2 separate regions of the Homo sapiens genome follow, and region 1 is linked to region 2. Evidence: chromatin loops called from intact Hi-C (ENCODE). Cell type or tissue: K562. All regions are shown on one strand. Links, peaks and the distances in the headings refer to the core of each region. The heading gives the core; the rest is flanking DNA.

Evidence for each region. Peaks named below come from ENCODE experiments on the same cell type or tissue, not always from the same donor. Only the 100,000 strongest peaks of a DNase experiment are listed, where the experiment ranks them.
Region 1: a loop joins it to region 2, with 4 times the contacts of the local background. A loop is called at or near these places in 2 of 110 quality-filtered maps.

Annotation. Positions count from the first base shown.
Region 1 is chr1:173,686,073-173,696,968 of GRCh38, forward strand. It overlaps a transcript of ANKRD45 not described here. Among named protein-coding and RNA genes, the nearest start is that of ANKRD45, 22 kb to the left of the region's middle. In K562, for the core only: CTCF peaks have their summits at 3,324 (motif pointing left) and 5,273 (motif pointing right); a DNase peak (open chromatin) is centred at 5,279.
Region 2 is chr1:174,068,940-174,079,835 of GRCh38, forward strand. No RefSeq gene overlaps it. Among named protein-coding and RNA genes, the nearest start is that of RC3H1-DT, 52 kb to the left of the region's middle. In K562, for the core only: a CTCF peak has its summit at 6,017 (motif pointing left); no DNase peak of the experiment used is centred there.

The sequences.
Region 1 (10,896 bases), core at 1,963-9,962, 380 kb before region 2:
TTGAAATCTCCCCGGATTAAATGGTCCCAATTCACTAATGTCCAGCCTGAGGAGAGTCAGGAGGGACAGAGGTACTTTTCTGAAGTAGGGAGCCATCTTTGACTTGGCAAATCCCTACAGGGCATAACAAGGCAAACATTAAATGCAATAGTTCGAGGCAAAATTGACTTGGTTATGTTAATAACTAGATGGTCAGCAATAGAATGAGATAAGAAGAAAGAGTAATAGGATAGATGAAAATTTAAAGTTAAATTTTTCTTAGCTTTAGTTTGGTAGGGTTTTCCCCTGGGACTATGGCCCACGACTCTAGAGGGGATGGTGCTTTCTTGACTTGGGTGTGATGAGTCCATCCCCTTCCTGCTGTACGAACAGCAGTCTTGGTGGTTAGCAGCACAAGTTAGAGTCATTCCTATGCTGGTTTGAGTTTTCCTTCTTTCCACCCTTTGATGAGAACATGATCCTCAGGCTGGTGCTGGTTTACCAAAAAATCTTGGGGTGGTACCTGTGCTAAAAGACTTAGTTTTGAGGGAAAGGAAAGTGAAGGATAAACCAAGTATATAATTTCTAAGAAATTGACCTTTTGTTTTAAATGTGGAGACATCAGCAGTGGACTTTATAGTCCTTGGTGCCTTCTTACTGAGAAATTTCCTTTAGCACCTATTTTTATTAGTTTTTAGACCAAAGAAAGCCAAATGCCATTTTATATTTGACAATGCTTCCTGTATGATTTTTATACCAGATAAGCTAAATTTCACCTTTATATTAGTGTGTTATTAATGTTAAACTTAATTTTAATACAACCTTGTAGACATATTTATCCAATTTTTAATGTCTGACCAGAAGGTAAGATTTTTATAGACTTTTTTTAACCTTTTATAATTTTTGTTACAGAGCAGGTTAGTGCTTTAAGAAAAACCTGTTGTGCTTTTAATGTCCAGTTCACAGAAAAACTGGATGACACCCCCTTAACTTTAGCCAATATGTTTACACACAGAATTTCCTTTACAATTAATGTTTTAAAACTTGCTTAAACCTTTAAAACAAAATATATACTTTTTAACCTTTTAATGTAGGTAAAAATCCACATTCTTATGCATCCTTATAATCCTTTTACCAAAAGTATATTTTACTTTCCTTACACACCTTGCACATAAACTGTTTCTTCAATAGTTTTACATTCAGGAGGCCTAATTACTTTTAAATTATACAACATTTCTTGCATAAATTCCCTTTTATAATTTTTTTTCCTGACTTTCACAGACAATTCTTTGACACGCCTCAACTTTCTGACTTGTCACAAACATCCCTTTTATTTAAACAACCAGTTAATTTATTTTAGGACAAGAATTTACCATATAACATCCCTTTTTATATAAATTCTACCCCCCCCCCACCCCTTTTTTCTTCTCTGAAGATAACTATTCTTTTCCAAAGCAAACTTCCTTCATGTCTGTGGACTAGACTGTCTAAGGCCACAAGATTAGAAGTTAGGATAATACATGTTAACTTTTAGCAAACTTTACTTTTGCTGAAAACCTTGTAAGTTTGGGATTTCAATTATTCTTTATTATTAATACGACCTTGTTTTTAGTCCAAATTAACTTAGAATTTGTACAGATGGTTCCTTCCTGGTTCTGTATTTTGAGGCTTGGCTGAGTGCAAACAGCTCGCACATTTGAGCAGACCAATTATTAGGTAATTTTCCTAACTCTGCTTCTACAAGAGTTTCCTTATCACTTACTGAATACCGATTGTGTCTTCTTCCCTCAATCACCTGGGAGGAAACATCTATCATCCTGTCCTGAAGGGAGTTCCTCCTAGGTCTGGTCGGACCTTTGTGTAGTAATTAAGATTTAGATCCCCTGCTAGGAAACCTGCTGGGTTAAGGGAATTTTTAGTGGTTAATGTTGAATCTTTTTTTTTTTTTTTTTTTAACAGAATTGCCTCATACTTTCTTCTGTTAGCAAAGCAGTTGTCGCTACAGATTGAATGTATTTGGGCCATCTACGGGTTATTGGGTTAAGGATTTTTGATAGGAAGGGTACGGGTTGTCAGTGTCCTCAGTGCTTTCGGGCTATGCCCTTGTTTACACTGACAACAAGGTGGTATTGGAGTGTTACAGGGTCACAGAGAAGACCTTCAATTACCAATTATGGGTTTTTAATTTACCCTGGTTTTTAAAGGAATAGGGTACACTGTTTTTTCTTTACTACATCTTTCTTTCTCTCTGACTTTCTGTCTCTCTTTCTCTCTCTGACTCCCTCTTTCTCTCTCTGACTCCCTCTCTCTCTCTCTGCCTCTTCCTCTCTCTCTCTGCCTCTTCCTCTCTCTGCCTCTTCCTCTCTCTCTGCCTCTTCCTCTCTCTCTCTGCCTCTTCCTCTACCTCTTCCTCTCTCTACCTCTTCCTCTCTCTCTCTGCCTCTTCCTCTCTCTGCCTCTTCCTCTTTGCCTCTTCCTCTCTCTCCCTCTCTCTCCCTCTCTGCCTCTTCCTCTCTCTCTCTCTGCCGCTTCCTCTCTCTCTCTCTGCCTCTTCCTCTCTCTCTCTCTCCGCCTCTTCCTCTTTCTGCCTCTTTCCTCTCTCTCTTTCTGCCTCTTTCCTCTCTCTCTTTCTGCCTCTTTCCTCTCTCTCTTTCTGCCTCTTTCCTCTCTCTCTTTCTGCCTCTTTCCTCTCTCTCTTTCTGCCTCTTTCCTCTCTCTCTTTCTGCCTCTTTCCTCTCTGTCTCTCTCTCTCTTTCTGCCTCTTTCCTCTCTGTCTCTCTCTCTCTCCCCTTTCTGCTGGTCTTTCCCTGCCTGTGCCAGCTGCTTATGCTGTTCTCCCCTCTCCTTCCCCTTTTACCTCGGAAACTAAAAGTTCCTCTGAGGAGGAGACAACATTAGACGGGGGGTTGGGGGGAACAAACAGAGGAGCAAGCAGCGCCTGAATCGACTAAAAAGGTGATAAGCTCATGTTTAGGGCCCACCTCCAAATTTATCAAGGGCTCCTGCTGGGACTCAATATAAAAAAGACAGAGCCCCTGACCCCCCTACTCTTCCTCTAAAGTCATGAGTGGAAGGGCTTCTTTCTCCTTTCTTAGTTCAGGACATCCTCTCTTGAAGTGGCCTGTTTTTCCACATCTATAGCACCTATCTTGTCCTTCCTCCCTCTTAGTTCTGGGATTCTTTAACCCTGCTCCCCCATACTCTTTAGGGGGCCTGGTAGATGAGGACCTTGGTCCTCCAGATAGAGGCTGGGGTCATTTAAAAGAGGGTTCGGACCCTTTATAGTTTCTGGCTCCCTGGAAGCTCTGTCTAGACGTACCTGGGTTTGGAGCCATCTGTTGGAAGGTGGAAAACATAAGTTTTGTCTTTTTTTTTCTCTTTTTCTTCATCCCTTTTCATGTATACTTTCTGAGCTTCCCTGAGAAGCTCACTTAGAGGACGGTCTTCCCAATTGTCTATTTTTGTAACTTTTTTGAAATATCTGGCCAACTTTTAGTGACAAATTGGAGTTTCAACATTCCTTGCCCAAGGGGATCATCCAAATTGAGGCCTGCACATTGCCTCATTTGCTCCCTCAGTCTGTCTAGGAATCTCATAGGCCCTTCGTCCTTTTCCTGTTGTATATCAAGTGCTTTAGAAAGATTTCGAGTTCAGGGTACTTATTCCCAAATTCCTTTTATTATTATCTCCCTTACATTCTGCATATTTTCCCGGTGATCTGCGTTGTTATTGTCCCACTGGGGGTCTCGGGTGGAGAATTTCTGGCCTGTGGTAGGAATGTTTTCATCAGGAGGGTGCTCACATTCCTGAACTACCATAGCAGCCCTACAAATCATACTCCTTTCTTCCTCTGAAAAGAGGATGCCCAAGATGGACAGTAACTCGACCCAAGTGTATAACTGAGGTCCTAAGAATTGGTCAATTTGGTCTGCCACTCCATAAGGGTCATCTAGTGGCAGTTTAAGCTCCTTTTTAAAATTTCAGACTTACAAAGCCAATGCCTGCCCCCCGCCCCCCCCCCCCCCGACCTCCCTTGTGGTACCTCTTTCAAAGGGAAGAGGGTCGGGGCTGACCTCTTAGGTACAGAAGGAACTGGGAAATTCTAAATATCTTTTTTACATTGTTCTACCTCATGCTGGAGTCCTTTTAGAGAGGGGTCTTTAGGTTGGGAGGGAACAGGCTGGTGGCACAGTAATTCCCAAGAGTCAGGGTTATAAGGAGGAGGGATAATGTGAGTAGAGGGGGAATTTGGAATGGGATCTGAGGCAGCAGTGGCTGTTTGAGGGGAAAGATCGGGGACACTGAGTGGGGGAAGATACTCTAGGGGATCCCACGTGCTGGAATCTTTAGGCATGAGAGCTGGCTCCTCTGACTTTTCATTTTGAGGTGCCAGATTTGGTTCTTCCCTATTTGTTTTTAAGGGAAAAAGGAGGGCAGGTCCTTGCCTCCAACAAAGGGCATAGCCTAGTTCTTCTTGAGATACTGGACTTTTATCATTAACATATCAGATTAGAAACTGACACATTACATACTCATTCTACCCAAACTTTGGCCAGAAGATTGAGGTATTGAGGATGGGTCCCTGAGTCCAAATAAAACAGCAATATTTTAACATTTGTTGCTTTTTCCTATGTTTAGTCCTCTCATTATCTTTCCAGTGTTTTCGCATGAGACCTAGGGGGCTATACAGTGGAATATCTTCGTTACCATCTTTATCCCCCTTACTCCCTGTCTTGCTTGGGGTATTTCCCATCTTGATGGTTTTGGGGTAAGGTTCAAGGTTCAATTTCCCCTACTGGAAATTTCTCACCTTTTGGGGTAAGCCTCAATTTCCCCACTGGGATTTTTGCCTTTTGGGGTGGGGCTCAATTTCCCCACTGGAAATTTCTTGCCTTTTGGGGTGAGGCTCAATTTCCTCCATGGGAAATTTCTCACCTTTTCTACTATGGAGGTTTGTGTGAGGTTCAATCCCCCCCAGTGGGGATGTCTCACCTCTTTTTAACCTCTAAGCCACCCCAACCAAGGAGTACTTCACTGCCCCACCCCCCACGGCTTTCTTACCTTGGTCCTGACCACCAGGGAAATACTTTACTGGCTCCCACGGCTTCTCCTTCCTTGGTCCATGCCCAGAGTCATTGCTGCAGTATGTGAGGATCCTTTAAGCTAGGTTGCTGGCCAGTTTTTTGTTTTGGTTTGGTTTTTTCTGTGTTGCTGAGAGCTCAGGTTATTCCTCGCACTGGGTGGGTCTTGATTTCTCACCCCTGAGGCCGCCAGAAGGGGGCGGGGCACACCTCCTCACGAGAGTGAACCAGAGACCGTCCCCAGAGGGAAATGTAATCACAGGCGAGCCCCCAAATTGTTACATATAAAGTTTCAGTGCTGCAAAAGAAATAGCACTCAAATATAAAATTTTATTTTTAACTCTCAGCAAGGCCAGGTACTTCTGTAGAAAGATGTGCCCTGGTGGCTCACGCCTGTAATCCCAGCACTTTGGGAGGCCAAGATGGGTGGATCACGAGGTCAGGAGATCGAGACCATCCTGGCTAACACGGTGAAACCCCGTCTCTACTAAAAATACAAAAAAATTAGCCAGGCTTGGTGGTGGGTGCCTTGTAGTCCCAGCTACTTGGGAGGCTGAGGCAGGAGAATGGCAAGAACCCGGAAGACAGAGCTTGCAGTGAGCTGAGATCACGCCACTGCACTCCAGCCTGGGCGACAGAGAGAGACTCCGTCTCAAAAAACAAAACAAAACAAAAATGAAGTGTGCACCCTTACAGATGGAGCAATGGTGAGCGCACACTTGGACAAGGGAGGGGAAGGAGTTCTTATCCTTGACGCACATGGCCCCTGCTGCTGTGTTATTCCCCTATTGGCGAGGATTAGACTGCATGGGCTAAACTAATACTGATTGGCTAATTTAAAGAGAATGATGGGGTGAGTGCTTTGGCAGAAGTCAGGGTCGAGCAGGTAGCAGGTAATCAGAATGAGTTAGTGTGGAGCAGCTGATTGGAATGAGTTAGGGTGGAGCAGATGATCAGAATGAGTTAGGGTGGAGTAGGTAGTCGAAAAAAGTTGCTTTACAAGGAAGTGAAGTTTAAAAGTAGAAAGTTTAAAAGGAAGTTTAAAAGTAGAAGGCAAAGAATTGAACATACTGACATATTAATTCTTTGAAAATAAATTTAGAATTCATATCTAACAGTGGTCAGAGCACAGTTTGGTTTTATACATTTTAGGGAGACATGAGACATTAATCAACATATGTAAGATGAACATTGGTTCCGTCTGGAAAGGTGGGACAACTCAAAGTGGGGAGGGAGCTTCCAGGTCATAGGTAGGTAAGAGACAAATTGTTGCATTCTTTTGAGTTTCTGATTAATCTCTCCAAAGGAGGCAATGAGATATGCATTTATCTCAGTGAGCAGAGGGGTGACTTTGAATAGAATGGGAGGCAGATTTGCCCTAAGCAGTTCCCAGCTTGACTTTTCCCTTTAGCTTAGTGATTTTGGGGGCCCAAGATATTTTCCTTTCACACTTTGACACAGGGAAGATGATGCTGACAATCAGAAGGCTGTGTTTCTGAGAACTGATGCTGCTTCATTTCAAAAACATAAACAGTGAGAAGCAATGCTTTTACTAAAACATGAATAAAAAATCATTACCACTATATCTGAGTGTTTAACATGTGCTTCTAGTGAAAGTTAAGAAGTGGCAAATGAGTCAGGGCCTGGAACATGAGGGTTAAACAGGGCATTACCCACCTGAGCTCTTTCTCTCAGGTTTTCTGGGGAATCAGTGATTATTTCACCAGGCAGCATCACTCTTCTCCTTGTTCATCTGTGTGAAACCACGTTCACCCTAATCCAACCCAGGCAAGACAATACAACATGATAGTGACAGCCCTGGCTTTGTGGTTCTGTTCTTATATTTTAACGTTAAAAATATGAATTTCTTGGCCGGTCATGGTGGCTCACACCTGTAATCCCAGTACTTTGGGAGGCCAAGGGATGGGGGGCCGGGGGGGTGGATCAACAGAGGTCAGGAGCTTGACACCAGCCTGGCCAACAATGGTGAAACTCCATCTCTACTAAAAATACAAAAATTAGCCAGGCATGGTGGCAAGTGCCTGTAATCTCAGCTACTTGGGAGGCTGAGGCAGGAGAATAGCTGGAACCTGAGAGGTTGCAGTGAGCTGAGATCATGCCATTGCACTTCAGCCCAGGTGACAACAGCAAGACTCCACCTCAAAAAAAAAAAGAATTTCTTGTTAATTTCCCCATTTGTAGCACTATTCTATTTTGTTATGTTATTCTTTGTTATTCTTTCTATCTCTCTATCCATCTATCTCCCTATTCATCCAGATGGAAAACAAGCACTGGTTATAGACATGGATAAATATGCATGCATATTCATGCTGGCAAATGCATAACCACTTGCATTTAATCCAGAACACAGCTTTAAAGCCAGATTAAATCATGGCTTCAATGCTCATTAGTTGTGAGACCATCAACCATCAACATCTCATTTTCACCTATGTAATGATATACTTTCTTCTATCTAAAGGATGTGGACAACATAGAATAAAAACATATCCAAGAAAATAGAACTACCAAATGCAGTTCAAATAAAGAGAGAGTGAAGTAGGACCAATTATATGGATATAAAGAGATGTCACAGAATTCCAAAATAAGAGGTTAAGTGCACCCAGTCCTCAGAAGGACTCTGTTCTCTAGCTTTTTCTTTGCTCATTGATTTCTTCTGATTACTGGTCTGCTAGGCATAAATTTCCTTAGCCCCCACATCTATAAAACCTCACAGTCCACTGCCCATCAGTAACTTTTATTTTTAATACCAAATTACTGGAAGAGCAATCTGGCTGGTTTAACTTATCTGCTTTGAGTGAAGGCATCTATGCCATAGGTTGCTGGCTAGAAAAGGGCTGCCACTGGGTTAGATTTCTGCCCATTGGCAAATAAGTTATGGTTGGAGCGGGAAAGGAGGAGTATCCCAGGGAAATAGCACTGTCTAAGGCACTATTTCTCAGAGGTAGCTATGTATAGCAGACAATAATTTCAAGGGCCAAGTGTAGACTAGGTGCTCAATACGTAGGATTTCAATTTTTTTTTTCTTTTTGAGACAGAGTCTCACTCTGTCACCCAGGCTGGAGTGCAGTGGCATGATCTTGGCTCACTGCAACCTCCGCCTCCCGGGTTCAAGCAATTCTCCTGCCTCAGCCTCCCAAGTAGCTGGGACTACAGGTGCATGCCACGGACACCAAGCTAACTTTTGTAGTTTTAGTAGAGACAGGGTTTCACCATATTGGTCAGTTGGTCTCAAATTCCTGACCTCAGATGATCCACCCGCCTCAGTCTCCCAAAGTGCTGGGATTACAAGCGTGAATCACTGTGCCTGGCCAGAATTTCAATTTTTATAAACCAGATGGAAGGTAGTGTTTTCTTGACTTTTAACCATGAAACTTAAGAAGTTTATTATTATTATTATTATTATTATTATTATTATTATTATTTCAATAGCTTTAGAGGTATGTGTGGTTTTTGGTTACATGGATGAATTGTATAGTGGTGAATCTGGAATTTTAGGATACTTGTCACTTGAATAGTGTACATTGTACCCAATACACAGTTTTGCATCCCTCACCTCCTACCCACTCTTCCCCCTTCAGGGTCTCCAATGTCCATTATACCATTTTGTATGCCTTTGTGTACCCACAGCTTAGCTCCCACTTACAAGTGCGAACCTGCAGTATTTGGTTTTCCATAACCATGGAATTTAAGGAGGGAGTTCTAGATGTCCAATGAATTGTCTACTTCTCTTGTATTATTTTTATTAGGAAATTTTTCAATTACACAGAAAACAACAGATTCTAATATAACTGAACATCTGAATTTAAAAGACATTTATTAGTTGTAATATTTTTCAAATCATTTTAATAATATGAATGAAATATTACTGGTAAAATTGAGAAATTTTATTGTCATTTTCAGTTCTCTGGCCCTTCCTACCTATGTTAACAAAATCACTATCATCCTTATATCATGTGTATATTCTTCAATCATGCTATTATAATTTTGTCACGTTAATGTGTATTCCTAAGCAATGTATGGTATTTTAAATGCTTTCTTTTTTAAGTATATTTTAATTTTTATTTTAGATTCAGGAGTACATGTGCAGGTTTGTTAGGTGGGTATATAACATGATGCTGAGGCTTGGTGTATGAGTGATCCTGTCACCCAGGTAGTGAACACAGTACCCAATAGGTAGTTTTTCAGCCCTTGCTCCCATCCCTCCTTCCCTCCTCTAGTATTCCCCAGTGTTTATTGTTGCCATCTTTATGTCCATGTGTATTCAATGTTCAGCTCCCCCTTATAAGTGAGAACATGCAGTATTTGGTTTTCTGTTCCTGTGTTAATTCACTTAGGATATTGGCTTGGACCGCATCCACGTTGCTGCAAAGGACATGATATCACTCTTTCTTATGGTGCCATAGTATTCCGTGGTGTATATGTACTATATTTTCTTCATCCAATCCATCAATGATGGGCACCTATGTTGATTCCATGTCTCTGCTATTGTGACTAGTGCTGCGATAAGCATATGAGTGTGTGTGTCTTTTTGGCAGAATGTTTTATGATCCTTTGGGTATATACCCAGTAGTAGGATTGCTGGGTTGAATGGCAGTTCTGTTTTAGGTCCTTTGAGAAGTCTCCAACTTCTTTCCACACTGGCTGAACTAGTTGACATTCCCACCAACAGCGTATAAGCCCCAGTCTTCCATAGCACTCCCAGGCCTATTAGGACAAGGAAATTCCCACCCAGTAAATTTTAGCCAGACCGGTTATCTGCTCTTAAACCCTGTCTCCTGATAAGATGTTATCCATGACAATGCATGCCCAAAACTTCATTACCAATTTTAATTTCACCCTGGTACTCTGCCCCCATTTGCCTTGTGATATTTTATTGCCTTGTGAAGCATGTGATCTCTGTGACCCACACCCTATTCGTACACTCCCTCCCCTTTGAAAATCAGTAATAAAAACTTGCTGGTTTTATGGCTCAGGGGGCATGAAGGAAACTGCCAACATGTGATGTCTCCCCCGGACACCCAGCTTTAAAATTTCTCTCTTTTGTACTCTTTCCCTGTATTTCTCAGACTGGCTGATACTTAGGGAAACAGAAAAGAACCGACGTGAAATATTGGGGGTGGTTCCCCTGATAGGTCCCACATGTCAATTTTTGTTCTTGTTACAATTGCTTTTGAGGACTTAGTCATAAATTATTTGCCAAGGCCAGTGTCCAGAATGACATTTCCTTTCTTCTAGGATTTTTATAGTTTTAGGTCTCACATTTAAGCCTTTAATCCATCTTGAGTAAATTTTTGTCTATGGTGAAACATAGGATTCCAGATTCAATCATCTGCTTAGGGCTAGCCAGTTATCCCAGTACCATTTACTGAATAGGGAGCCCTTTTCTCATTGTTTGTTTTTGCTGATTTTGTCAAAGATCAGGTGGTTGTAGGTGTGTGGCTTTATTTCTGGGTTCTCTATTCTGTTCCATTGGTCTATGGGTCTGTTTTTGACCAATACCATGCTGTTTCGGTTACTGTAGCCTTGTAGTATAGTTTGAAGTTGAGTAATGTGATGCATCCAGCTTTGTTCTTTTTGCTTAGGATTGCTTTTGCTATTAGGGCTCTTTTTTGGTTTCATATGAATTTAAGAATAGTTTTTTCTATTCAAATAGAGGATGACTTTGATGAGTTGACAGAACTAGGCTTCAGAAGGTCGGTAATAATAAACTTCTCTAAGCTAAAGGAGCATGTTCAAACCCACAACAAGGAAGCTAAAAACCTTGAAAAAAGATTAGATGAATGGCTAACTAGAATAAACAGTGTAGAGAAGATCT
Region 2 (10,896 bases), core at 1,163-9,162:
CAAGAAGAAGATTGAAATTTTTAATCCTACTATTCAGGGAAATTGATTTATTAATATTTTGGAATCTCTTCCTTTTTTTCTGGGTAAAAGTATATACATAATTTATTTTTAAAAATTATATATGAAATTCTATTAATATATTGCATTTTTTGACTTAAAACTATATTATGGATATTTTTCCATATAGGAATGTTTCTCAGGGAATTGCGGAGTTAAGAGCACGGTTTCTAAAGTTAAACTCTTCTCTGGATTAAAATCTCACTTCTCCTACTTATTAGCTATACGATTATGGGTGAGTTACTTAGCCTCTCCATGCAATAGATTCCTTATGTATACAACGGAGATGATAATGAAATACCTACTTCAGGATTTTTGTGTTTATTAAATGAGTAATTATATGAGTTACTGGATATAAAACACAACAATACCTCGCACACAGTAAGCACTTAATGGACATTAGCCATTACTATTTTAAAATATTTTAAGTTATAACATAGCACACCATTATTTGGATATACTATAATTTATGTAATTGATTCCTTATTATTGGACACTTAGATTGTTTCCAATTTTTTTTTTTTTTTTTTTTTTTGAGATGGAGTGTTGCCCAGGCTGGAGTGCAGTGGCTCAATCTCGGCTCATTGCAGCCTCCGCCTCCCAGGTTACAAGTGATTCTCTTGCCTCAGCCTCCCAAGTAGCTAGGATTATAGGCTCCTGACACCATGCCTGGCTAATTTTTGTATTTTTGTAGAAACGGGGTTTCGCCATGTTATCCAGACTGGTTTTGAACTCCTGACCTCAGGTGATCCGCCCACCTCGGCCTCCCAAAGTGCTGCGATGAGCCAAAGCGCCTGGCTGGTTGTTTCCTTTTTTTTTTGAGACTGAGTTTCACTCTTGTTGCCCAGGCTGGAGTGCAATGGTGCGATTTTGGCTCACTGCAACCTCCATCTCCCAGGTTCAAGCAATTCACCTGCTCAGCCTCCCAGGTAGCTGGGATTACAGGTGCCCACCACCATGCCTGGCTAGTTTTTGTATTTTGTTTGTTTGTTTGTTTTTTGTTTTGAGAGGGAGTCTCGCTCTGTCGCCCAGGCTGGAGTGCAGTGGCACTATCTCGGCTCACTGCAAGCCCCGCCTCCCGGGTTGACGCCATTCTCCTGCCTCAGCCTCCCTAGTAGCTGGGATTACAGGCGCCTGCCACCACGCCCGGCTAATTTTTTTTGTATTTTTAGTAGAGACGGGGTTTCACCGTGGTAGCCAGGATGGTCTCGATCTCCTGACCTCGTGATCCACCTGCCTCGGCCTTCCAAAGTGCTGGGATTACAGGCGTGAGCCACCACGCCCAGCCTAGTTTTTGTATTTTCAGTAGAGACGGGGTTTCACCATGTTGGCCAGGCTGGTCTTGAACTCCTGACCTCAGGTGATCCACCGGCCTCAGCCTCCTAAAGTGCTGGGATTATAGGCGTAAGCCACCGCGCCTGGCCTCCAATTTTTAAAACTTATAAGTAACGTTATAATGTGTCAACATGTTTGTGCCTACATCTGTGTATATTTATCTGATTGTTTACCTTGTCAAATTCCTAGAAATTATGGGCAATCTTGTAATTAATTTATTATTTCTTCCCCCCTCCCTGTAAGTTCCACAGGGCAGAGAATTTACCTTTCTTGTTTAGTACTTTATTTCCACTACCTAGACATGCACGTGATATACACTAAGGACTTGAGAAATCCTTGTTTCTTGAAAGAAGTACTATAGCCATTTAAAGAATCTTAATAGATATTGCCAAATTAATCTTCAGAATTAACACTTTCACCTGAAAGTATGAGTCCCTAATTTGTGACTGCTTTTCCTGTCTGATGATGTCATTTACATTCTTTGCCTGAAGAATCTTTGATATCAGTATCCATGAGGTGTCATTGTAATTCTGGTATGCTGTTTATCTTACTCCACTAAATGTATGTTTGTTAAAGATGGTGCCTAGTGTTATATTTTTTCTCAATATTTTGTGCATAGAATGATATTCTGTTACAGTTAGTCCTATCTGTTCATCATGCTTATTCTTATTTTTATGACTACTGGACTTGGATAAGGTACATTGGTTCTGAATAACAGCAACTAGCACAAAGTGATTTAAGCAAAAAGGGAAATTATGTTAAGGATACGGTGTTTTCTCACAGAACTCAAGGACAAGAGTGTAGTAAGAGACTCTGGAAGCATCTAGTAGGTTCTAGAACCAAGGAATCAGGATTTTTTTTCTCTCTCTTTTTATCTCTGCAGATTAGCTTTCCCCACTTCTGTACCCATCTATGGCTTCTGATTTTATGTGGTACAGTTCCAGCCATGCTTAGGGAACTACCTCCCTATTTTGAACCTCAATTCAGAATTTCTGAGATAGAATTTGATTGGCTTCACTTGGTTTGGGTCAAGCATCCAGTGCAATTACTTCTCTTGTGGCAAGATTGATTAGACTGCACTGGATGTCTACCAGGTGCCCATTCCTGTGGAGGGAGAGCCAGTTCTGAGAGAAAAAGGAGAAATTATTCTGAGATGAGCAGAAACCCTCAAGTATCTACCACAATGATCTTGCTCAAATCCTTTCCCTAACTGAACTTGTTGGTTTACTTAAACTTCATCCCTCCTTAAAAGCCCAGGAAGAATCTCCAATTTGGAGACCATAAAAATTCCTTGATAGTCCAAATTATTTTTTAATCTCTATCCTTTCTGAGTGCTTATTTTCTGCCCTGTACAGTTTAGTTTTATGTTAAACAATAGGTCATTTTCCAATTGGTTTATTCAGGAAGCTTTTGATTTCCAAACTGATAAGCATTTTAAGGAAGAAGGATATCTCTTAAATTTCATTTCTTTTTTCTTTTCTTTTTTTTTTTTTTGCTCTGTCACCCAGGCTGGAGTGTAGTGGCATAATCTCGGCTCACTGCAACCTCCGTCTCCCGGGTTCAAGCGATTCTCTTGCCTCAGCCTCCCAAGTAGCTGGGATTACAGGCTCCTGACACCACAACTGGCTAATTTTTGCATTTTTCGTGGAGACAGGTTTTTGGCATGCTGGCGAGGGTGGTCTTGAACTCCTGGCCTCAGGTGATCCACCCGCCTCAGCCTCCCAAAGTACTGGGATTAGAGGCATGAGCCACCACCCCTGGCCTCAAATTTCATTTCTGTACACTCCAAAGATGTTCAATTAATATAATGAAGTGATTAAAGTGCTTGATAACAGCTTTGAGTTCATTAAAAGTTAACAGAACTCATTATGTGAAATGAAATTATTATATTTTGAGTTATTTTCCAATATATATTTTGCATAGAAACACTTTACTAATAACCAGTAGAACGATCCATATCTCTTAAAATACATTTCAAATTTATGAACAACTTTACGTCTCCGTCAACACATTTATTGAGTTCATTGTCATCTATCTCAGGGAAAATTGCATTAGAGTTTTACTTTATCTCCCTGTTGCTATTTGTTTCTTTCCAACCCATTCTTCTCAAAGTAGCAAGAATCTTCTTAAAATACAAATCCAATTATTTCTCTGTTTAAAATCTTTCAGTGACTTTATATTTTCCTTAGAATGAAATCCAAACTCCTACCATAGCCCACAAAACCTGGTATCTGACCCGGACTTAACTCTTCAACCTCGTTTTTTAAAGGCTCTCTTCCCCTTGCTTGCTATGCTGTGAGCATCTGGTTTTTGTTCAGTTCAGTTCTGTTTTATTTTGTTTTGTTTTGTTTGCAGTTTGTCAGGCACATCAGGATCTTTCTCTTCTCAGGGCTTTTGCGCATGCTATTTATTGCCTCTGTTGGGAGAGCGGCAACCCCTGAAATGCTGCCTCTCCTCAGCTTTCAGCTGAAATGTCAGCATCTTTTCTTGACCTGACTTCTTGAACAGCCTGCCTTTGATCATTTTCCTCTGTTCTTTATTATTTCACCCTCATGTTTACTTTCTTTACAAAATATTCACAACTCACAACTATTTTCCTTCTCTCCTCATTTTTTGGTCTGCTCCTCCCCCTCACATAAGCTCCACAAATATGCAGGGACTGAGCTGGTTTTGTATTTTTGTTTTTTCCCTAATGTATCTCTAGCATCTCTCACAGGGCCTCGCATGTAGTTAACTGTTCAAAATATATTTGATTATGTAAACAGAAGAGTAATATGATAGAATGCTAATTTTCTTTTTCTTTTTTTTTTTGAGACAGTCTCGCTCTGTCGCCTAGGCTGGAGTGCAGTGTCATGATCTCAGCTCACAGTAATCTCTGCCTCCCAGGTTCAAGCAATCCTCCTGCCTCAGCCTCCCTAGTACCTGGGACTACAGGCGCGTGCCACCACGCCTGGCTAATTTTTGTATTTTTAGTAGAGACGGGGTTTCACCGTGTTGGCCAGGCTGGTCTCAAACTCCTGAGCTCAAGTGATCCACCTGCCTCGACTTCCCAGAGTGTTGGGATTACAGGCATGAGCCACCTCCCTGGCAGAATGCTAATTTTCTAGTAACTTTAAGTGGTTCCAGTGGTTTCTGGTGGTTCTATGATTGTCAGAAGGCGTAATCTCCCTCCTCCCTCTTTCACTCTCCAGTGGGTCCCAGTGTCTTTTGTTCCCTTCTTTGTGTCTATATGTACTAAATGTTTAGCTCCCACTTACACATTTGATCCTTTTGTTCTTTAGTTTCCCACACATAAGTAACATATAATCATACCCTATTCATTGGTTTACGGAAACATTGCTCATAAAGGCAATTTGGAAGTGTTGATGAGTGGCTATACTTCTAGTCAGGCATGCAAACTGTGTGAGTACATTTAAGAAAATGAAAAGCATACAGCCGGATGTGCCTTCCCCCTGAAAACTGAGAAATCTCTCTGTGCAAACCAGTGGCAGTTTGTCTGAGGACAGTGCATGATCATATGATGAAAAGATCTTTTAGCAAATCTTTATGAATTAATTTGTATTTCTTCTTTGATGTGCAAAAGGGACTAGTAGTTGGGGCGGGGTGGCTGACGCCTGTAATCCCAGAACTTTGGAAGGCCTAGGCAGGCGGATCACTTGTGCTCAACATGATGAAAGCCCGTCTTTACTAAAAATACAAAAATTAGCCGGGCATGGTGGCATAGGCTGTAGTCCCAGCTACTTGGAGGGCTGAGGCAGGAGGATTGCTTGAACCTGGGGGGTCAAGACTGTAGTGAGGTGAGATTGCGCCACTGCACTACAGCCTGGGTGACAAAGTGAGACCCTGTATAAAAAAAGAAAAAAATGGACTTGTAAAATCTTAAGGGGCTGGAGAAAATAATCTTAAAATCGTGACTATAGGTTGCTGCTTTTTGTCTCTGTTTGGACTAATAAGATATACACTACTACCAGAAGATTCCAAAGCCAATTGTTACAGGCCTGGAATCAAAAGGATATTATGTAGGATTGCATTTTGTTTCTAGAATTTCTTTTTCTAGCAGCTTGACATTTTGTATGTTAATAATACCTTATGCATTTACAACATTTTGCAACACATTTTCACATTCATAAGCAAGGGAGACATTATCACTATTGTAGAGGTGTAGAAACAACAGCTCTAAAGTATCAAGTATTTTGCTCCGGGTCACAGAATTAGTAAAAGGCAATGTGAGTGGAGAGAGGTGCTCTCAAACTCCAGATTTTTTGCTTCTGGCCCAGGGTTTATTCCACTACCCTAAGCCATCTCTCTCATAAGTGCTAAATGATAAACTGACATTTCCTGGTAGCACTAATAGAGGCTTGCAGATAAATAATCGAAATCATTTTACAAGCAGCAGAAACACTAAAAAAAAAATCTATAATTGTGTAAGCATCTCGAATATTGACCTGAGTGATCTTGCCAATATTCATATTTCAAGCCTCCTTTCTTTGGTTCATGGCTTATTCCAGTTTTGAAACATTTGATATGCTTTTAAAAATCATGACTCTGTTTTTAGATACAGTTCAGAAAGATACTTTTATTAACTATTTTGCCACATGAAGTTCAAAACTATCTTGGTTACCTAGTGCCCTCTGCTGAAACAGTCATAGTATAACAAATTAGTAATAGAGGAACGAATTTCTTCTAAGAAACTGAATATTGATATTATGTCTCAGGATAGTAAAAACCCCCTAATTTTATAGTAATTTCTTCAAGAAACTCCTCATATCTAAGTGTATTAGATTATATAAATGAAGAATTTATATTACTAGTCCCTAACTCAGTGGCCAACTCACAGGACATTTAATAAATATTTGGTGAATTAATGTACATATACTTCAGTTTATTCTAGTGGTGCTCATGTGACAATCTACTGTGGCATTCCTTTGTGAAGCAGGATCATTCTTTTACAGTTTCAATTAGTCTTGAGTAATTTTCTCTTGTACTCCTATAGCCCCGTGTTGAGACTTGGCAGCCATAGTGATTCCTCATATCTCCCCACCCCCACCCCCCAGATTGTTATTTTGGTTTTGCTCAAAATACACTGGAAGTTTCCAAGAGCTTAGACTTTTGAGTAAAACCGATCTGAGTTTAAATCCAGGCTCTGCCACTTTCTTTGACAAATTACTCATCCTTTAAAAGGTTTCTATCTGTAGAATGGGGAAAATAGCCTAACTTATAGGATCATTGTGAGGATTTAAATGATGTAATGCAAAGAAAGGGCCCAGCACAACATGTGCCACTTAGCAACTGGTCAGTAATTGCCAGCTTTTATCTATAATTATTTTTCATATCTCACATTCTAACAATTTTCAGCCAAAAAGACTTGCCCTAGACTCCTTATCCTTTCAGGCCTCTTTACACTTATCAACCATTTTTATTAGTTCTTCCTCCTTCCTTGTGAAGATGGTAAAATGGTTTTCCTTTAATACAATGTGAGGAACCTGGAGCACAGAGGAAAAACTTGGGAATCATTGAAATGGAACAAGACAGGAACAAACAAGTTTTTATTGTTTATTTCACTACACTAGTTTAAAGGAGTCGGTCACATTTTAATATAATTTAATTTTAACAAAGGAAACATCTTGGGTTTGTTGTGTTTTCTAAATTTACTTTAAATTTTTGTCACATTAATGTATGCAGATAGTTTTAAAAGCCAAAAAGGATGATAAGGCTTGTAAAAAATGGAGTTCCTGGTCCCATCCCTCCCCCGAAATGGCCCCCTCCCTCCATTCCCCAGCAATCACTCTTTCAAGCCATTTAGCTGGTGTATTAGTGTTCTCCTGAGAAACAGAATATATATATATATATTATATATATATAATATATATAAGATATGATATGCATGTATTATCTATCATAGATAGATATCTAAATTATCTATATATGCCTGGCCATAATGGTCTTTTCAAAAATAGTTTTATTGACCGGGTGCAGTGGCTCACGCCTGTAATCCCAGCACTTTGGGAGGCTGAGGCGGGTGGATCACTTGAGCTCAGGAGTTTGAGACCAGCCTGGCCAACATGGTGAAACCTCGTCTCTACTAAAAATGCAGAAATTAGTTGGGCATGGCGGTGCACACCTGTAGTCCCAGCTACTTGGGAGGCAGGGGCAAGAGAATCGCTTGAACCCGGGAGGCCGAGGCTGCAGTGAGCCAAAATCGTGCCACTGCACTCCAGCCTGAGCGAGAGAGGGAGGCCCTATCTCAAAAAAAAAAAAAAAAAAAAAATAGGCTGGGGTGCAGTGGCTCACGCTTGTAATCCCAGCACTTTGGGAGCTAGAGACGGGTGGATCTCCTGAGGTCAGGAGTTCGAGACTAGCCTGGCCATGATGGCAAAGCCCCATCTCTACTAAAAATACAAAAATTAACCAGGCATGGTGGCGCACACCTGTAGTCCCAGCTACTTGGGAGGCTGAGGCAGGAGAATTGCTGGAACCTGGGAGGCAGAGGTTGCAGTGAGCAGAGATGATGCCACTGCACTCCAGCCTAGACAACAGAGCAAGACTCTGTCTCCAAAAAAAAAAAAAAAAACCATAAAAATAAAAATAGCTTTATCATCTAGCATAGGGATGCTATCTCTCCTTTTATCTCTTTGAAGATGTTAAAGTATGGGTTTTTTTTTTTAACTGTAATTTTTTTTTTCTGTTACTACTTGTCTCAGTTTTCTCCAAGTTCCTTTTGACCATTTCTTTTGGTTTCTTCCATATTAGACTTTCTTCAAATGTCTGATGATTCTTGGCTGTTCATTTATAGTTAAGAGTTAGAGATAAAAATGCTCACTTAAATCTTAGTGTGTTTGAAGCTTTTCAAAACTAGTGGGTTTCACTGTAGGGATATCAGACACAGTTCAGATTGCTAGTTAATTTCCTCAGAGAGAAGTTCTCTAATTAAAAAAAGTAAGCCAAACCACACAGTGCACTTAGTGACATAGTAGATTTACATTCTTGCACAAATTCCATATCTTGTTGTAGACCAATAATGAATACCAGTTTGTGAACCAAACATTGGGTAGCAACGTGTTAATCGCGCTCTAAGGAATGAAACCCTGGATGTCAACATCATGGAGCTCAATTGGGGTTTAAATATATTACTTGGAATAGGTAGATTTTCATTTGCTGCACATTTACTAATTTCAGTAAATTACTCATACCTTCAGATATTCCTGGTGTCTCTGAGTCTACCTTTTCTCTGCTTCAGACTTTCCAGATAATAAACCTCCAATCTAATGGTGTGATTCTCAAATTCTAACTGTACTAGAGTCCCATGGAGGGCTTGGTAAAACACAGGTGGCTGGATCCCATTGAGGCAGGAGAATAGGGTCTGGAGGCAGGGAACGTAAGGCTGTTTCACTCTGACTTCCTAGAACTAAATTGAAAGGAAAACCCTAACTTTGCACACCTAAGTAACAAAAAGAGCAGAGGCTACTCCCTTGGATCTTTTCTGCGTGGCAGATGGGAAATTTGCTGTCTACAACAAATCATGCTGAGTGCGGGTGGAGTCTTTGTTTGCAACTTTGTAACTTCACTCCAGCGTCTGAATGGTTGCTTTCTGCAACCAGTCAGACTGAGCGGGGGATACCACTTCATTTACATGAGGTTAGCATGAAGTGGCCAATGGGAAGCTTCTAGGGGGCCCAGGAAGATTCTGTATCTGGGCCCTTGAGCCACTGCTTGGGTCTGCTCCCACACCGTGGAGTGTACTTTCTTTTTCAATAAATCCTTGCTTTAGTTCTTTTGTTGCTTCGTTCTTTCTTTGCCTTGCTGGGTGTTTCTTCCAATTCTTTGTTCAAAACACCAAGAACCTGGACAACTTGCAGTCATGACTCTCTACCGGTGACACCATCTCTAGAGTTTCTCATTCAGGAGGTCAGGGGTGAAGCATGAGAATTTGTATTTGTAATTTTCTATTGCTGCTGGTACAGAGACATCACTTTGAGACTACTGATTGACAGCCTATGTGGGTTGAAAGAAGGCATCTACAAATGACCTTCCCTCCTTATAGTTCAACCAGTTCTTCTATTTTCAATACCATACTTACCCCTCCTCTGGAGATACCTGTGCCTTCAATTTAAGAACCATTCCAGGGTGCTGCAACAAAATTAAGCTTACTACTTTCTGGATTCACACTCCCACCTCCAACGTACACACACACACACACACACACACACACACAACTGTAGGCTTAAATTTTGGCTTTTTCAGTTCTCTGAAGTCAGTTCTCTCTAGTCGATCCACTTTTCAGCTTCTAAAATTTTACTGACACATCTTAGCCACTATAGTCTCCTCTCCTGGGCTTTTAGTGCTTTTGAGCTTATGCCTTTTTTTAAAAAAAATTGTGACATTTTGGTATAAGCAATGAAATGAACACTTGCTTCAAAGTGGCATGTTTAATAGGAAGTCAATGCAGGAAGCTATAAAGGAGAAACTAATAGTTACCTTCAAATTTCACCGTTCAGAAATAATCATCATTGACATTAGGTAAACATCTTTCCCTGAATATATACATGTAAAAAACAGAAGGCTGAGAGTAGTGGCTCACGCTGGCAATCCCAGCACTTTGGGAGGCCAAGGCAGGCGGATCACGAGGTCAAGAGATCGAGACCATCCTGGCCAACAGGGTGAAACACCGTCCCTACTAAAAATACAAAAATTAGCTGGGAGTGGTGGCATGCCTGTAGTCTCAGCTACTCAGGAGGCTGAGGCAGAAGAATCACTTGAACCTGTGAGGCGGAGCTTGCAGTGAGCCAATATTGTGCCACTGCATTCCAGCCTGGTGACAGAGCAAGACTCAGTCTCAAAAAAAAAAAAAAAAAAAAAAAAGAAAAACTCTTTATTTTTATATGTGATTATATTATATGTGTTTGTTAAAATTTATTTAATTTACTTAAAAGGAAAATTTTAAAAGTGAAAAAAATTACTGAATTACAAATAAATATTTTTTCTCCAAAGTGATATTAGTCCTCACTGGGGGCATCGCATCATCTGACTTTAAAATCTGCTACAAAGCTATAGTAAGCAAAACAGCATGGTAGTGGCATAAAAACAGACACATAGACCAATGGAACAGAATAGAGAACTCAGAAATAAATCCATACATTTATAGCCAATTCATTTTCGACAAAGGCACCAGAAACATACATTAGGGAAAAGACAGTCTCTTCAATAAATAGTACTGGGAAAACTAGATAACCATATGCAGAATAGTGAAACTAGACCCCTATCTCTTTTGACCATATACAAAAATCTAATCAAAATGAATCAAAGACTTCAATGTAAGACCTGAAACTATGAAACTACTAGAAGAAAACATTGGGGAAATACTCCAGGTCATTGGTCTGGGCAAAGATTTTTTGAGTAAGATTTCAAAAACACAGGCAACCAAAGCAAAAATACACAAACGAGATTACATCAAGCTAAAAAACAAACAAACAAAAAACCCTTCTAAACAGCAAAGGAAATAACAGA